2 separate regions of the Homo sapiens genome follow, and region 2 is linked to region 1. Evidence: read pairs that join two places in POLR2A ChIA-PET (ENCODE). Cell type or tissue: OCI-LY7. All regions are shown on one strand.

Region 1 (8,000 bases):
TGTGACTTTTAACATTTAGACATTCATTTACTCAATCATTTATTGAATGAGTAAATGTCTAAAAAATATGTACTGAGGCTGGGCATGGTGGCTCACGCCTGTAATCCCAGCACTTCAGGAGGCCGAGGCAGGTGGATCACTTAAGGTCAGGAGTTCAAGACCAGCCTGGCCAACATGGTGAAACCCTGTCTCTATTAAAACTACAAAAAAAAAAAAAAAAAAATGGGCCAGACATGGTGGCTCATGCTTGTAATCCCAGCACTTTGGGAGGCTGAGGTTGGCAAATAACCTGAGGTCAGGAGTTCAAGACTAGCCTGGCCAACATGGTGAAACCCCATCTCTACTAAAAATACAAAAATTAGCCAGGTGTGGTGGTGGACACCTGTAGTTCCAGCTAATTGGGAGGCTGAGGCAGGAGAATTGCTTGAACTCGGGAGGCAGAGGTTGTAGTGGGCCGAGATCGTGCCACAGCACTCCAGCCTGGTCGACAGAGTCAAACTCTGTCTAAAAAAAAAAAAAAAAAATTAGCCGGGCGTGGTGGCAGGCGCCTGTAATCCCAGTTACTTGGGAGACTGAGGTAGAAGAATCACTTGAACCCAGGAGGCGGAGGTAGAAGTGAGCCAAGATTTCGCCACTGCACTCCAGCCTGGGTGACAGAGTGAGACTCCGTCTCAAAAAAGAAATGTGTACTAAGCCCCTCCTATGTTCCAAGCACTGTGCTAGTGATTGTGGTGAATAGGGCAGATCCAGCCTTTATTTTATCCCTATTACAAGGTATTTATCCCTATTACAAGGTATATTACCATGACATAGATAGCATTTGCCCCTCAGTAATGGTTTTTTCTTTAGAGGCTACTTCACCAAGACAGAATATAAGCTAGTTTGGATTATATGGAAAAGCAGCCTTTGCCTCTATTTCTGGCAAATAGAAGGAGAGAGCCTAATAAATATTTTTCAAGTGAGTCTAACATGAAATCAGGCTGTGTTTCTCAAACAATTACAGGTGACAAACACAGAATACGATATGGCTAGCCCATAATGTGGGTGTTATTTCTACAATAACGAATCAAGTGACATGGGTATGCAAGCATCATTTCAGAAACTATACAGAGAAGCTGCATTTTCTCCCTCAAGCCCCAAAGTCCAAGATAATGTCAAGTGAGAAAGCCTGAAGCAAACATTGGAGATCTTATCTAAATTTTTTAAAAATAAGACTGTTAAGGAAGAAAAACTGAGGTGTTGTTTAAATATAAAAGATTCTATCTTTGTTCCTGTGGGTGACCAACACCAGGGTAGAGAAAATCTTGATTCAGCAAATATTTTTTGAGTTTCATGAAATATCCCCTCCACCATCCTCTAAGGTCCCACCCAAATCGGGAAGACTCTTGGTGGTGCAAAAATAGGATTATTGTTGTTTTTGCGAAGTCAGGCCCTTTATTAGAGGGTAGAAAGAACACTTGTTCCTGATTTCTCAACTTCTGATTCCTGTTGGCAGCACATAATATGCCCCAGCCTTGACTCTCAAGCACAACAAACTGCAAATGAAATAGATAAGTCACTGTTCCTTCAAATCTGTACATTACAAGCCATTTCTAGTGTTTACCTTTTTTAAAATTTTGGCCAAATTACTTGCACTAGCCAGATAGCTGTTAGAGAGATTAGCAAGTAGGTCTGAGAATCACTCACCCATAACCACGCGCTCACTTTCTTGATATTACTCTCTTATTTTTCCATCCTGACCCTGGCACAATAGTTAAACACCAGCCTGGTCAGCAAAACAGTGTTGTCAAAACGCAGCCAAGCTGAGTTTTGACCCACAGAGGTCTGACAGTTGTCAGGAATTTCCTAACATGGCCAGGGTCACTGACAGTTAAAGGTTTCACTGGTATCACCTGCAAAATCTAACTCCACTCCATGAAAAGTGCAGAAAACTCTTAAAATGCTTTCTGTGCTGCCTAAGGTTCTGATTTTAAAACACAAGAGTATGGAAGTTCAGACTTTTGGTTATCTCCACTTTGCCAAGGCACAGGTGTTTGAGGAATGAGCATGTGCATGGCCCAGCACTTTCTTACCACTCTTGGATGATCAAGAGTTCAAAGCAACCTTGCCAGGTGCATTTAAAAAAAAAATCTAACCAGAGCTCACAATACAACCAATTCCTTGGATTGAATGAGGACACCTCGGCTCTCCCTGCTCCCGGCAGTGCCAGCCTTTGGTCACTTGCCAGTCCAGGGGAAGCCAGGAGGTGACCTCCCCGACCCTCTCCTGCCTAGTCATACATTCGAAGTTTTCATCTATTTTGTATGATGCAGCCATCTATGCCCTCTTTGACTGCTGACCACCATAACTAAAAAGTTGCTGCTAGGCTGGGCGTGGTGGCTCATGCCTGTAATCCCAGCACTTTGGGAGGCCAAGGCAGGTGGATTACGAGGTCAGGAGTTCAAGACCAGCCTGGCCAAAATGGTGAAACCCCGTTTCTACTAAAAATACAAAAAATTACCCAGGCATGGTGGCAGGCGCCTGTAATCCCAGCTACTCAGGAGGCTGAGGCAGGAGAATCACTTGCACACAGAAGTGGAGGTTGCAGTGAGCCGAGAACGCGCCACTGCACTTCAGCCTGGGCAAAAAGTAAGACTCCTTCTCGGAAAAAAAAAAAAAAAAGTTGCTGCTATTCCCTTTTCTCTCACTATTTCCCACATTCTTAGCACTGCCTACGTGTCAGGAACTGCATTAAAGGAGACTATGTGTCTGGTTTTTTACCTCCCAACAATCAAGCCTGGTAAGGAACTGTTAAACCCACTTTCAGTAAAGAAGACTGAGGTCCAGAGAGATTATCTTATTATAAAGTGCCCAAGAGGCAGGATGGGACTTAAATCTTAGCCTTTCTGGGACTATTTTTCCATTGTCTTTTTTTTTTTTTTTTTTTTTGAGACGGAGTTTCACTTTTGTTGCCCAGACTGGAGTGCAATGGTGCAATCTCGGCTCACTGCGACCACCGCTTCCTGGGTTCAAGCGATTCTCCGGCCTCAGCATCATAAGTAGCTCGGATTACAGGCATGCACCATTACGCCTAGCTAATTTTTGTATTTTCAGTAGAGATGGGATGTTGACCAGGCTGGTCTCGAACTCCTGACCTCAGGTGATCCACCTGCCTTGCCCTACCAAAGTGCTGGGATTACAGGCATAAGCCACTGTGCCCAACTTCTTTTTTGCTTCTTCTTTTCTTTTTTTTTTCTTTTTTTTTTTTGAGACAGGGTCTTGCTCTGTCACCCAGGCTTGAGTACGGTGGTGCAATCTCAGCTCACTGCAACCTCCACCTCCTGGGCTCAGGTGATCCTCCCACCTCAGCCTCCTGAGTAGCTGGAATTACAGGCTTGCACCACCATGCCCAGCTAATTTTTGTATTTTTTGCAGAGATGGGGTTTCGTTATGTTGCGCAAGCTGGTCTCGAACTCCTGCGCTCAAGCAATCCACCCATCTGGGCCTCCCTAAGTGCTGGGATTACAGGTGTGAGCCACCTCGCCTGGCCTCCGTTGTCTTAATGTAAGATATCCTTTTACTAGATCAGAAATCTCTGTCCTTCTCTCATTCATTTATTCATTCAGCCAGTCAGTTAACATTCATTAGAGGTCCACAATGCAAGGTCCCCTCAATGACTCAATGACTTGAAACCTGTTTCTCAAATAGCCCATGTGACTACTTACTCATTTTAAAAAGCTATTATTAAATCAATTGCATGTTTTACAATCAGTACCCCATGGTTACAATCCAGGAAACATACCCCCAAGTGATAATCTGCAAAATCCACTAGATTTAAAGATATGCAAAGTTAACAGAAAGAGACCACCTGGTCTGCTGGACTCTAAGACTAGCAGGAGGGGTGGGTAATCAGGCTGTAGGATTAACACGATCAAAGAAAAATGTGTCTCTCAGAAGGAGTGGTCCTCTTTTGGAAGCCTGGAAAAAAGAGGACAGGTGAAAGTTGATCATGCCCACTGAAGCACAGACCAGGAGAGGGACTTCAGAAGGCTTCCGGTCCCAAAGACAAGATCATTCTACTGTGAAATACACTGAGGTTGCATCAGACTAAGGAGGCGGGTGTCATTACATTTTAGACCCCTTCTCCTCCCACTTCTCCCTATTTTTTTTTTTTTTTTTTTTTGAGACAGTCTCACTCTTGTGTCACCCAGGCTAGAGTGCACTGGTGCGACCTCGGCTCACTGCAACCTCTGCCTCCGGGGTTCAAGCAATTATCCTGACTCAGTCTCCCAAATAATTGGGATTACAGGTGCGCGCCACCACGCCCGGCTAATTTTTGTATTTTTAGTAGAGACGAGGTTTCACCATGTTAGCCAGGCTGTTCTCTAGCTCCTGACCTCAAGTGACCTGCCCACCTCGGCCTCCCAAAGCATTAGGATTACAGGCGTGAGCCACCGTGCCCAGCCGAAATATTTCCTTTCTGTTTCTGACTACTATTCCCTAGAAGCAAAAACTTGTTTCATTGATAATATATAGCTGCTCAGGAGCTGCATCATTTTTTAGAAGCGACAGCAACAATAAAGAATTCCCTCGAGGGGATGAGTCATTAGGTGAGCATTATGCTCCAAAAAGCTGTACCCCCAAAAGGGTCAAGTACAATGACAAAGCAGGGTAAACAGGCTACTAAAAATATCCAAAATGACGGGACCCATGTGTTGTATTAAACTGGCATTTGTTAGCCCTTGCTAAAAATTAAAAGTATATTTTAGCAATCCCAGCTACTCAGGAGGCTGAGGCAGGAGAATCACTTGAATCTGGGAGGCAGAGGTTGCAGTGAGCCGAGATGGCGCCACTGCACTCCAGTCTGGGCGACAGAGCAAGACTCCATCTCAAAATAAATAAATAAATAAATAAAATACCTTTTTTAAAAAGAGTATATTTTAGCATGGTTGATTACTTCAGGGTTGTTGACCATTCAATTAGGCTAGCTCCACAGAAATCTGTTTTGCTTCCTAAATAGCACTGAAACAATGAACACTTTAATGCCATCATGCTTTCTTTTCTTTCCTTTTCCCCATCTTTAAAAAAATGATTAAATGGCTGTAGAAGCGGTAAAATCAAACTCTGTGCTTGTATTATACTGCAGGATGACCCATGGCCCGCATTCTTAGAATTGTGCCCTCTTAAAACCGCAAAATACCTTAGATATCAGCTAGTTGATCTAGATAAGAAACCTGAGATTCAGAGAGAAAGGTGACTTTCCCAAGGTCACACAGTGGTCAGTTGGGGGCCCCAAAGGAAGGCCTTTCCCACTGCACACATGGTTAATACTCACAGAGGGTGGTGTCCACTAAGCAGAGCCTGGGTTTACTTCCCCATGTGCTAAGCTTGCTTACCTCACCCAGAGGGGTAATCAACACCCCTTTCCGTGTGGCTGTGTTACCAAAGCTACTTCTTGAAATTAAGACAAAAGAGCACAAAACTGCAGTGGTAGGGCCCTAGGTACACCCTTCAGGAAGGCACATTTACAATGGCAATTGCCCAATGTATTTGAAAGTTATGAAAAATATATTTTATGATAGTCTCTAAAAAGCTAAGCAAAAATGTAAAAAAGAAAGCTATGAAAAATAGCCCAGGTGTGCTGGCTCACACCTTGTAATCCCGGCACTTTGGGAGGCCAAGGCAGAATTGCTTGAGCCCAGGAGTTCAAGACCAGCCTGGGCAACATAGCAAGACACTATCTCTATTCATATAATGTAAAAAACAATTTTTTTAATTATGAAAAATACAAGGTGTAGAGGTCACCACCTTCCATGGAAGCATAGACCACAGTCTAGCTTCCCATATTGCAGTGAGGTGTGACCACTGACTATGCTCTGGCCAGTGGATGCAGAGGAAGTGGTGTGTGTCATCATGATGTGACGTGGTCCTGCCCATAAAAATCTACCACACGTTCTCCTCTGGGCTCTTTCCTCTTCTGGCTGACTGGGATGGCAATGCCCAGGCAACCTTGGCCATCATATGATAAAAATGGCAAAGCAGCTGCCAGTCTGGATCTCCAAATGAGTTTATGAAGGTGAGCTACCCCCGAACCTGCACACACACATACCCAGGAAAGCTGCACACCCAGGAAAGCTACTTAAGTAAAAAATAAATTTCTACTGGGTAAGCCAGTGACATTTGGAGGTCTTTATGTTACAGCCACCTAGCCTATCCTAAGGAATACATGGGGAATCTCCAAAGATTAGGAGAAGTATGGCTTTAAAGCAGGAGAAATAAACAGCACAGGCAACACATCTGTTGGTTTATCATCAAACATGAAGCAATAGGAAGGAATCAATAGAATTTGGAGAAGAGTAAAACATACTCATTTAGTCCTTTTAGAATACAAAAAAATCACTGTCTAGCTTTAAGAAAAGTTTATTTATGAGTTACTTTTTGAGACACAGAAAGCCTTTTTCAAAGAGAGGATATTAGAAATGATATTCAAGACCTCAGGCCCTACCGAAAATTTATTTTTTTGCTCAAGTTAATAGAAACCATTCTAAAAGTAAACACCAGTCTTGTGGTCCTCTGAGGCCCGAGGATCCTCAGTGGGAGGAAGGGGCAGAAGCAGGAGTGGCGGAGCTTCTGAGCAAGGGCCCCAGAGGCTGAAGGCCTAGAAGGAGGGCTCTCTTGTGTGTGTCTTGAATAGGTCCGGAAGTGAACGTGGGGACTGAGCAGGGCCTAAGGAAACACTCTATCCAGTCACCTCAGCCTTGGTGAGAACACAAAGAGAATTTCTCCTTGTCTGCAGATGCAACCTTCTTCATTCTGTACTTTATCAAGGGAGGCAATGAATTCAACTAAGCTTCCACAGTGTTTCTGATTTGATCCCAAATGGCATTTTCATTAATGAGCTGTGAAGTTATTTTCTCATTCATTCTGAACTCCCCCAGTGATGTTAAGCAGTACTCAGCATGACACTTGATACTACACAGCAGTGTGGTTAAGAGCAGGGGAGCCTCAAGGGCACCAACATGCATCTGCTAGCCAACCTTGGTGCTGGAGCTGGGTCCTTGATGCCTCTGCTGGGCTGGATATTAACCCTTTAGTTGCTGGCTCATGAGCAGGTCCTTGGGTTCCTGGGGAAGGGGCAAGGGAGGCCTGGCCGGTGGTGGTGGACACATAGGAGGCTTCAAGCAGCAGCTCTCCACTAAGAGGCACAGAGGGACTTCCACATTTTAACAACTAGTTTGGCTGTATGTGTACAATTAGCCCTGGTGAAAAGTGCAAGCTTTGGAATTAAGATTTGGGCTCAAATCTTATTCCGTGACAATCCATCTGTGTGACCATGGATAACTACTACTTATATTCTCTGAGCCTTAGTTTCTCAGTCAATGCTAGTCTCCCTAAGTCCCTTCCCCAGCTCACACCATCTTCAGAGCAAGCCCAGGGCACAGGAACAAAGATAGAGAAAAAAGAGAGGATAAATGATAAAGAAACAAAATGGACTGGACCCAGCAGCTCATGCCTGTAATTTCAGCACTTTGGGAGAACGAGGTGGGAGGCTTGCTTGACCCCACGAAAGACCAGCCTGGGTAACATAGGGAGACCCTGTCTCTACAAAAAATAAAAAACTAGCCCGGCGCGGTGGCACACGCCTGAAGTCTCAACTACTTGGGAGGCTGAGGCAGGAGGATCACTTGAGCCCAGGAGGTTAAGGCTGCAGTGAACTGTGACTGTGCCACTGCACTCCAGCCTGGGTAACAGAGCAAGACCCTGTCTCAACAACAACAAAAAAAAAAGGAAAAAGATGGACAGAATAAACAGAATAGGAGGAATGAGGGAGAGCCAAGAGAAAAGAACAAAGCAAAAGAGCAACTTGGTGGAAGTGGCTACACATTATTGAGGAGAACTGCTTCAGGAATAAGTAGGTCAGTGGTAGGGATCACCGCCCAGACTTGACCTTCAGGTTAGCTGGGTGCTCATTCTCACAATAAGTCACTGACCAAAAGCCCTGTATCATGCTGGGGATGAAC
Region 2 (8,000 bases), 290 kb after region 1:
TATGGAACAAATTTTATATTTATGAGAGAGTATCAATTGTTGGAACTACAGAGGATGCTGCATGTGAAGTAACTTCAAATGTAATTACGGGGCCGGGCGCAGTGGCTCATGCCTGTAATCCCAGCACTAAGGCCGGTGGATCACTTGAGGTCGGGAGCTCAAAACCAGCCTGGCGAACATAGTGAAACCCCGTCTCTACTAAAAATACAAAAAATTAGTGGGGCATGGTGGTGCATGCCTGTAATCCCATCTATTTGGGAGGCTGAGGCAGGAGAATCGCTTGAACCCGGGAGGCGAAGGCTGCAGGGGGCCGAGATCGTGACACTGCACTCCAGCCTGGGTGACAGAGCAAAACTCTGTCTTCAAAAAAAAAAAAAAAAAAAAGTAATTATGAATGGATTCTTATAAACTGGGAACAAAGGTAGAATAATTCCATATAAATTAAGGCTTAAACCCATCTTCTCTTCTTAGTCTGATTCTTTATTTTCATGCCAGAACAAAGAAAAATGCTCAAAGGTCTCATAACCAGTTGAGAATGACAGAAAGGGTACTGAAGGGTGAAAACATCTTGGAAAAATGGCCAAATACACAAGATTGCACTGGATGGATACGTCTGCTCATCTACACTGGAGAACCAAAGAAAAGAAAGTCAAAGTCTTTTTTTTTTTTCTGAGACAGTGTGTTTCTCTGTCACCCAGGCTGGAGGGCAGTGGCGCGATCTCAGCTCACTGCAACCTCCATCTCCCAGGTTCAAGAGATTCTCGTGCCTCAGCCTCCCTAGTAGCTGGAATTACAGGCATGTGCCACCATGCCCAGGTAATTTTTGTATTTTCAGCAGAGACAAGGTTTTGCCACGTTGCCCAGGCTGGTCTTAAACTCCTAGCCTCAAGTGATCCTTTGGGGACACTCGGCCTCCCAAAGTGCTGGGATTACAGCATGAGCCACCGTGTCTGGCTTAAATCAAGGTCTTGATACAACATAAATGTAAAGGGAGTTGTTCCATGGCTTAATAACTTTGTCCTCGAACAGTTATTACTTCTATTAGCATGTATTTTCTACAGACATAAACAACGCATCAAAGAAATCAGGTATGGTCCTAGATCACACCCCTTCCTGCATCTTCTACAGTCAACTTGGCGAGTTCAACCTCCACATTTCCCCCACCCACCTGCTTCTCTTCATGCCCTCTGCCATGTCACTGATCTCTCCTGGACTAGGGCTAGCCAACTGGTCCCTCGTTTTCCACTCCTGTTCCCAATATCTATTCCCTGAGATCTTTCTGTATGAAATAAACTAGATCATGGCATTCCCCTGGTTAACCCTCTTCACGGGCACCTCATGGCAAACCTTTAAGCACTGCCCACAAGCCCTAAAGGATCCTGTCCCCACCCACCTCTTCCAGCACAAACCACTGGCCTCCTCTTCATCCTCAGGCACGTTGAGTGCTCCACTTCCTCAGTGCTTTCCTTCTTTTTTTTTTTGCGATGGAGTTTCGCTCGTTGTCCAGGCTGGAGTGCAATGGCATGATCTCGGCTCACTGCAACCTCCGCCTCCTGGGTTCAAGTGATTCTCCTGCCTCAGCCTCACGAGCAGCTGGGATTACAGGCACGCACCACCATGTCTGGCTAATTTTTTTTTTTTGTATTTTTAGTAGAGACAGGGTTTCACCATGTTGGTCAGGCTGGTTTTGAACTCCTAACCTCAGGTGATCCACCTGCCTCGACCTCCCAAAGTGCTGGGATTACAGATATGAGCCACCACACCCAGCTGTTCCTCAGTGCTTTCTATTCACTCCCTACATGGCTGGCTTCTTCTCAGCCTTCAAGCCCAGCTCAAATGTTGCCTCCTAGGACAGGCTGCCTCCTGATGGCCCCTTTCCCCTCTGAGCTACTCTGTTGCATCACGCTGTTGATGGTCTTCAAGACACTCGGCATAACCTGTATCATCTTGCTTCCTGAATTGTTTTTCCGGCTTATCTCCTGCCTCTTCAAACAGGGACCTCATCTGTCTCAGTCCTTCATGCTGCCTCACAAGGTGCCTGACACATGGATGCTCCTTATCTGCCGAACAGCATATTAACCATTAGACTATAAATATTAAGCACATGGATGGTCAAAATTAAACCCTAAAAGTAGACAATGAAGTATTTTCATCTACATTCATTCATCTGCCCATTCATCAACTGGGTTATTTATGGAGGGCATCCTATACTAGGTACTATGTTAGGGCCCGAGGAATCCAAAAGTCTAAGAACTCCTCAAATATGTCATATTCTGTGTTCAACACAAGCTCTTTAAAAAGACAAGTTACACTACTACTTAGTATGTTTTTCTGTGATCCTAGAGATTTGTGAAAACCTAGATAAGAGGTTATATGCCATCAGTTTACTCCCAAAAACCCATGAAACGTATATGGAGAGTAAATAGGGACACAGTTAAGTCATCTCTTAACACTCGGGAGCCTGGACAGATGTAAAGCTTTGCTCAGCCAGTGGTACAGAATGAAATTCATTTCCTAGGCCTGGCGCGGTGGCTCACGCCTGTAATCCCAGCACTTTGGGAGGCCGAGATGGACAGATAAGCTAATGCCAGGAGTTTAAGACCAGCCTGGCCAACATGGCGAAACCCTGTCTCTACTAAAAATACAAAAAAATTAGCCATGTGTGGTGGCGGGCGCCTGTAATCCCAGCTACTCGGGAGGCTGAGGCAGGAGAATCGCTTGAATCTGGGAGACACAGGTTGCAGTAAGCCAAGATTACGCCACTGCACTCCAGCCTGGGCGATAAGAGCGAAAGTCCATCTCCAAAAAAAAAAAAAAAAAAAGAAGAAAGAAAAAGAAATTCATTTCCTAGGGGGGCTGTCCAAGAGGAAAGCTGTATAGGTGAGACAAGGAGGCTGCATGACTGATAGTTTTGTAACAAACTGGAATTACCCCATTGAAATCAACAATGCCAATGTTCAAACTCTTTAGAACTCAGCTCTGCCCCTCCTTGCAGCTGCAGGCTCCTTTGAGATCAAAGTAAGCAAGTTCAAGATGACCGACTTTAGTGCCCAATGGCCCACTGGTGTGATTAATACTTCCACCCTTGGAGTGCAGATGACCTGAGGCCCCTCGTTGTTTGCGCCTACTGCCACATGCTCAGCTGACCTCCAAGGCGGCCATCAGCAGCAGTATCTTCTTGTCTCACCTTGGTGTCATCCACACTGCTTCCCAGGGATGCTCCAGTGCAGAGAACCTGCAATGGGCCCCACGCCAGCATAGTGTGAGCTCCAAGAAAGGAAGAAGACACCTGTTGTATTTATTATGCCACTTAATCACCAGCACCAATGCCCAGCACATGGCAAGTGTCCAATAAATACTTATTAAATAAATTATCCCCATTGCAGAAAAGCTAGAACTAAACAACGTGGCGGCTGTTAGAAAAGTGTGTTTCTCACATCTGCAAAGTGAGAATGATAAAATGAGGCCAGGCATGGTGGCTCATGCCTGTAATCCCAGCACTTTGGGAGAACCGAGGCAGGTGGATCACCCAAGGTCAGCAGTTCGAGACCAGCCTGGCCAACATGGTGAAATCCCGTCTCTACTCAAAAAAACAGAAATTAGCCGGGTGTGGTGGTGTGCACTTATAGTCCCAGCTACTCAGGAGGCTGAGGCAGGAGAATCACTTGAACCTGGGAGGCAGAGGTTGCAGTGAGCCGAGATTGTGCCACTGCACTACAGGCTGGGTGACAGAGAGGGACTCTGTCTCAAAAAAAAAAACAAAAAAAAGGAAGCAAAACGGAAAGTAGGGTTCTTACTGAGCTACAAACCATGACACCTTCTTTGATAATACTGGCTGATGCTTTATGGAAAGTCTTTCCCCTCTTAAGCATTTCATTCACACTCCCTTTTACTTATAACTTTTACAAAATTACAGACCACATTTACAAACACATTCTGCTTCTAACTTCTTAGGAAAGGCCTCAGGACACTTAATAATTCCTTTCTGAACTCAACTAACTAAAAGGCAGCAGCAAGGATCTGAACTTTAGAGAGAATCTTACAAACTACTCTTGTGTAAGAGCTCGGCTGGAGGAAGGGCCAACTGCTCAATGGCCTAAGAAAACCTAAAAGAGAACAGCATGAGGAAAGCAGGCAGAACCCCCATTCATGATACAAGTCAAAGCCAGGCTGCAGCTGCAGTTATAAAAAGAAAGAAAAAGACTAATGGGATTGCCCCCTCCTTCCGCCTTCTCCCACCCAAGGCAGTAATGAAGATTCACAGCTACACATTAATTAGGAATCCATAGACGTGCCTGGTTACAATATTGGTATAGGGAAACAGATAATAGAAAAGGCACAGATTCCCCCACAAGCTAATAGAGTGTTGTAAGCAATATTTAAATCTTCACGCCTTTCTTTTCAAAAACACTACTTCTTTCTCAATGCCAAGAGCTGGCTGCGTTTCTACATTTGGGGAATTTGAGATATTTTCTCGCATGGAAGTCACACCAATATCCTAAATCGTGTAACTAAAATCATTTGGAAATGCACAGTTTTTCTACACGAAAGGATATTGCTTTTAATCCAAATACTGGATTACCAAAACCCTGAAATATCTTTCAGTCCTAATGTAGACAGGAAGACAGAAATGTGGCCTCACCAGGGGGCACGTGAGGCGAAGGCAGTCACTGCCTCAATCATAGAACGCTGTCCACGGCAGAAATGCCCCGTGCAGACCCCATCAATGAATAGCCCACCCCGAACAGTCCTGCTGCACTGGCGAATTGGGGGTCCAAGGACGCCTCCCCCCCATTTCATACAAGCCTCACTCCTTCTTCCCACCGGCGGGGCAGAAAGCCCCCTCTTCAGCCCTTCCAGCCGTCCAGGACCAGGCAACTCGCTAAGCGCTGACTCGGGGAAGGGAGGGCGCAGCCTTTGTCCCGCAGGTCTCCCGCGCCCGCCTCGCTGTCCCCGCGAGCGAGCTTGGGCTCGACCCCCGTTCCCCCTGAACGCACCTGCAAACAAAGGAGAGCCGTTCCTTCGCCAACTTCCTCACCTTTGCCTCCCGGTCCTTCCGAAGTCGGGCGGGGATGCCGCCCCAGGTGCTACGACAAGCCCCAGGGTGCCGGCACCAGCCAGCGGTGCCGTCGCTCAAGCAGCCGCGCGCACTGCCCCGGGCTCAAGTTGAAGAGAGCGGCGCCCGCGCCTCCCTGCGCCCTCCCTGCCCCGCCCGCCGCGGCCGCCCATTGGCTGCTGGGGAGGCGCGTGGCCCCGCCCCACCCGGCCGCACTCCCGTGAAGTGCTCCCGCTAGGTGCTCCCGCCAGATGCTCCAGCTGCTAGGGGACTGGCTCAGGGCCGGCAAGGAGGATCCCCCACCCCAACATACTCCCTTCCTGTAACGAACGTTTCCTTTTTGGACTCTCAAGACTTAGAAACTTCATTCAAACCCACTGAACCTCTTTAGAAAAAGTTGATGCTCTAGGCCTGCTGGGTTTCTGGTTTCTTTTCTTTTCTTCTTGAGACAGAGTCTCGCTCTGTCGCCCAGGCTGGAGTGCAGTGACACGATCTCGGCTCACTGCAACCTCCGCTTCCCAGGTTCAAGCGATTCTCCTGCCTCAGCCTCCCTAGCAGCTGGGATTACAGGCGCCCGCCACCATGCCTGGCTAATTTTTCCTATTTAGTAGAGATGGGGTTTCACCATGTTGGCCAGGCTGGTCTCAAACTCCTGGCCTCAAGTGAGCCGCCCGCCTCGGCCTCCCAAAGTGCTGGGATTACAGGGGTGAGCCACCGCACCAGGCTGGGTTTCTACGATCCTGATTGTGGGGCGAGTGGGGGAAATGGGGGGCGGGGAGGGGTGGTTGGGGAAGGGAGGTATTGCAGCCCACAGCCAGAAAGCCTTTGGGCAGAAAGACAGAAACCAAATTGTAGTTTTATAAATCTGAATAATCAGATTTCAAGAGGCAGAAAATTCTGAATCGAGCTGGAAAGTGTTTACAGATCATCTGCCAATTTACACAAAGCACTTAGCAGTACACCCCTACACCCTTTTGTAATCCCTACCTCTTTTAAGACACCTTTTGTTTATAGCTGACTTGAAGCCAAGATCCCACAGGCACCCCAACATTGTCATCTCTAGCTGAGCGCCCCTCCCCCCATATACATGGAAGCAGAAAATGTCCAATTGGCTAAGTGACAGCACTTTCAGCACTTTAAGTAAGAGTCCTGGCTAGCCACTAGTCATATAAATATATGAGTTGGAAAGGAAAATCCAAGGTCTCTCACTGACTGTATTCTGTGAGCACTGAAAGTACTTCCTCTTTCTAATTGTTTCTGGGCAAGCGTAAGTTATTTGATTAGCCAATTAACAAAGTGAAATAGGGAGGCTGAGGCAGGAGAATTGCTTGAACCTGGGAGGTGGAGGTTGCAGTGAGCCAAGATCGCGCCACTGCACTCCAGCCTGAGTGACAGAGTGAGAGTCCGTCTCAAAAAAAAAAAAAAAAAAAAAAAAGAGCAAAATAGGCAAAGCATATTAGCCATGTTTTTGGCTATATTCAAAGTCTCATACGCTCCTTTTACAAAGAAAGGAACAGAAAATAGGAAATACACATGGAAAATCAAGGGAGTATTTAACTATAGGTCTTGTTTGGGTTTGGTAAAACACACCACAGGTGTACAGACAACTTTAATGTTCATGTTTAAATGAGGATCAGGTGTTTTCTCATTTGTTCAACATTTACTAAGCTCCTCCTAAGTACCAGGTTCTGTGCAGAAAATTTTATATTATGCTTTTCTAGTTAACAGTTGTCTTTCTAGGGAGGGCAAGATTTAACTCATGCTGTTTCTGAATCTACGATCAGTAACACTTCAATTATTTGGAAGAGTTATTGACAGTAAACTGCTTTGGCAACCACAACTGTCTGGAACACAACACAAACTGCAAGTGAGGCTAGAAGAGGGTTTAAGACTTGGGGTTCAGCAGCCAGAACAGACAGCAGCAAGCTCAGAGATATGAAACAAGTTAACAGGATTGTACCTGTCACCCCTTCAAAGGCTGCCTCTCCTTCCTTACACATCATTCCAGTGAGTTTGGTTGTCTGATTCTCTGTCTATAGCAGGGCAGAAGCAACAAATAGATGGGTCTGCCAGATGTCCACAGGGTACGTCAAGTGTGACAGCTGAGGGTCTGCTGGCAGGAAGTCATGTGTGACAAGTCCTGCCAACTCTGCCTCCTCCTGCTCTCTCCAACTTGCCCCCTTCTCTCAACTCCATGCTGCCACCCTAGTTCCAGCCAACATCTCATCAGGAGGGCTGCTGTCATTTTTTTTTTTTTTTTGAGACAGTGTCTCACTAGTGCAGTGGCCGCTATCTTGGCTCACTGCAACCTCCTCCTCTTGGGTTCAAGTGATCCTCATGCTTCAGAGATGGGGTTTTGCCATGTTGGCCAGGCTGGTCTTGAATTCCTGGCCTCAAGTAATCTGCCCACCTCAGCCTCCCAAAGTGCTGGGATTAGAGGCATGAGCCACCGCACCCGGCCTGCAGTAGTGTTTTAACAGTCTCCTTGCCTCCACTCATCTCTAACAAGCTGTTCTCACAGGAGCCACACCTGTCCCTTCAAAACAAAAACAAAAATCACAAATGCGAGTCCCTTCAAAAACGAAAATCACAAATATGAGTATCCATGCTCGAACCTTAAAACCACACAGTGGCTTCCCACTGCAATGCAGATAAAGTCTATAATCGCTTTCAGGGTCTCACAGGCCGCCTGGGATCAGGTCCCTGCTTCTATCTCCAATGCTGCAACCACATTCCCTCCTCTTTGTCTCTGCTCCAGTCCCCTTTTCTTCTTCCAGTTCCTGGAACACGCCCAGCTACTTCCCACCTCAGAGCCTTTGCACTGACTGTGACCCTCCTAGAATGCTCTTCCCTGCACTGCTCACCTGATGAATCCCTCTCATCTTCTAGGAATCTCAGCCCAAAAGTTGATTCCTTTGGAAGATGTTCCTGACAGGCAGTGTCC

The links. Peaks named below come from ENCODE experiments on the same cell type or tissue, not always from the same donor. Only the 100,000 strongest peaks of a DNase experiment are listed, where the experiment ranks them.
Region 2: POLR2A ChIA-PET joins it to region 1 with 5 read pairs; 3 of 35 experiments call an interaction of 5 or more read pairs at or near these places.

The regions. Positions count from the first base shown.
Region 1 is chr4:40,558,321-40,566,320 of GRCh38, forward strand. The region is part of intron 1 of RBM47 (RNA binding motif protein 47); the gene reads right to left. Among named protein-coding and RNA genes, the nearest start is that of MIR4802, 60 kb to the left of the region's middle. RefSeq lists enhancers at 3,116-3,616, 3,760-4,270, 6,616-7,192. In OCI-LY7, no CTCF peak of the experiment used is centred here; DNase peaks (open chromatin) are centred at 2,071, 4,051 and 6,681; H3K27ac peaks cover 3,165 bases.
Region 2 is chr4:40,851,988-40,859,987 of GRCh38, forward strand. All of the region lies in intron 12 of APBB2 (amyloid beta precursor protein binding family B member 2), which reads right to left. Among named protein-coding and RNA genes, the nearest start is that of NSUN7, 110 kb to the left of the region's middle. RefSeq lists a silencer at 5,133-5,332. In OCI-LY7, no CTCF peak of the experiment used is centred here; DNase peaks (open chromatin) are centred at 5,234, 6,274 and 7,164; H3K4me3 peaks cover 1,755 bases.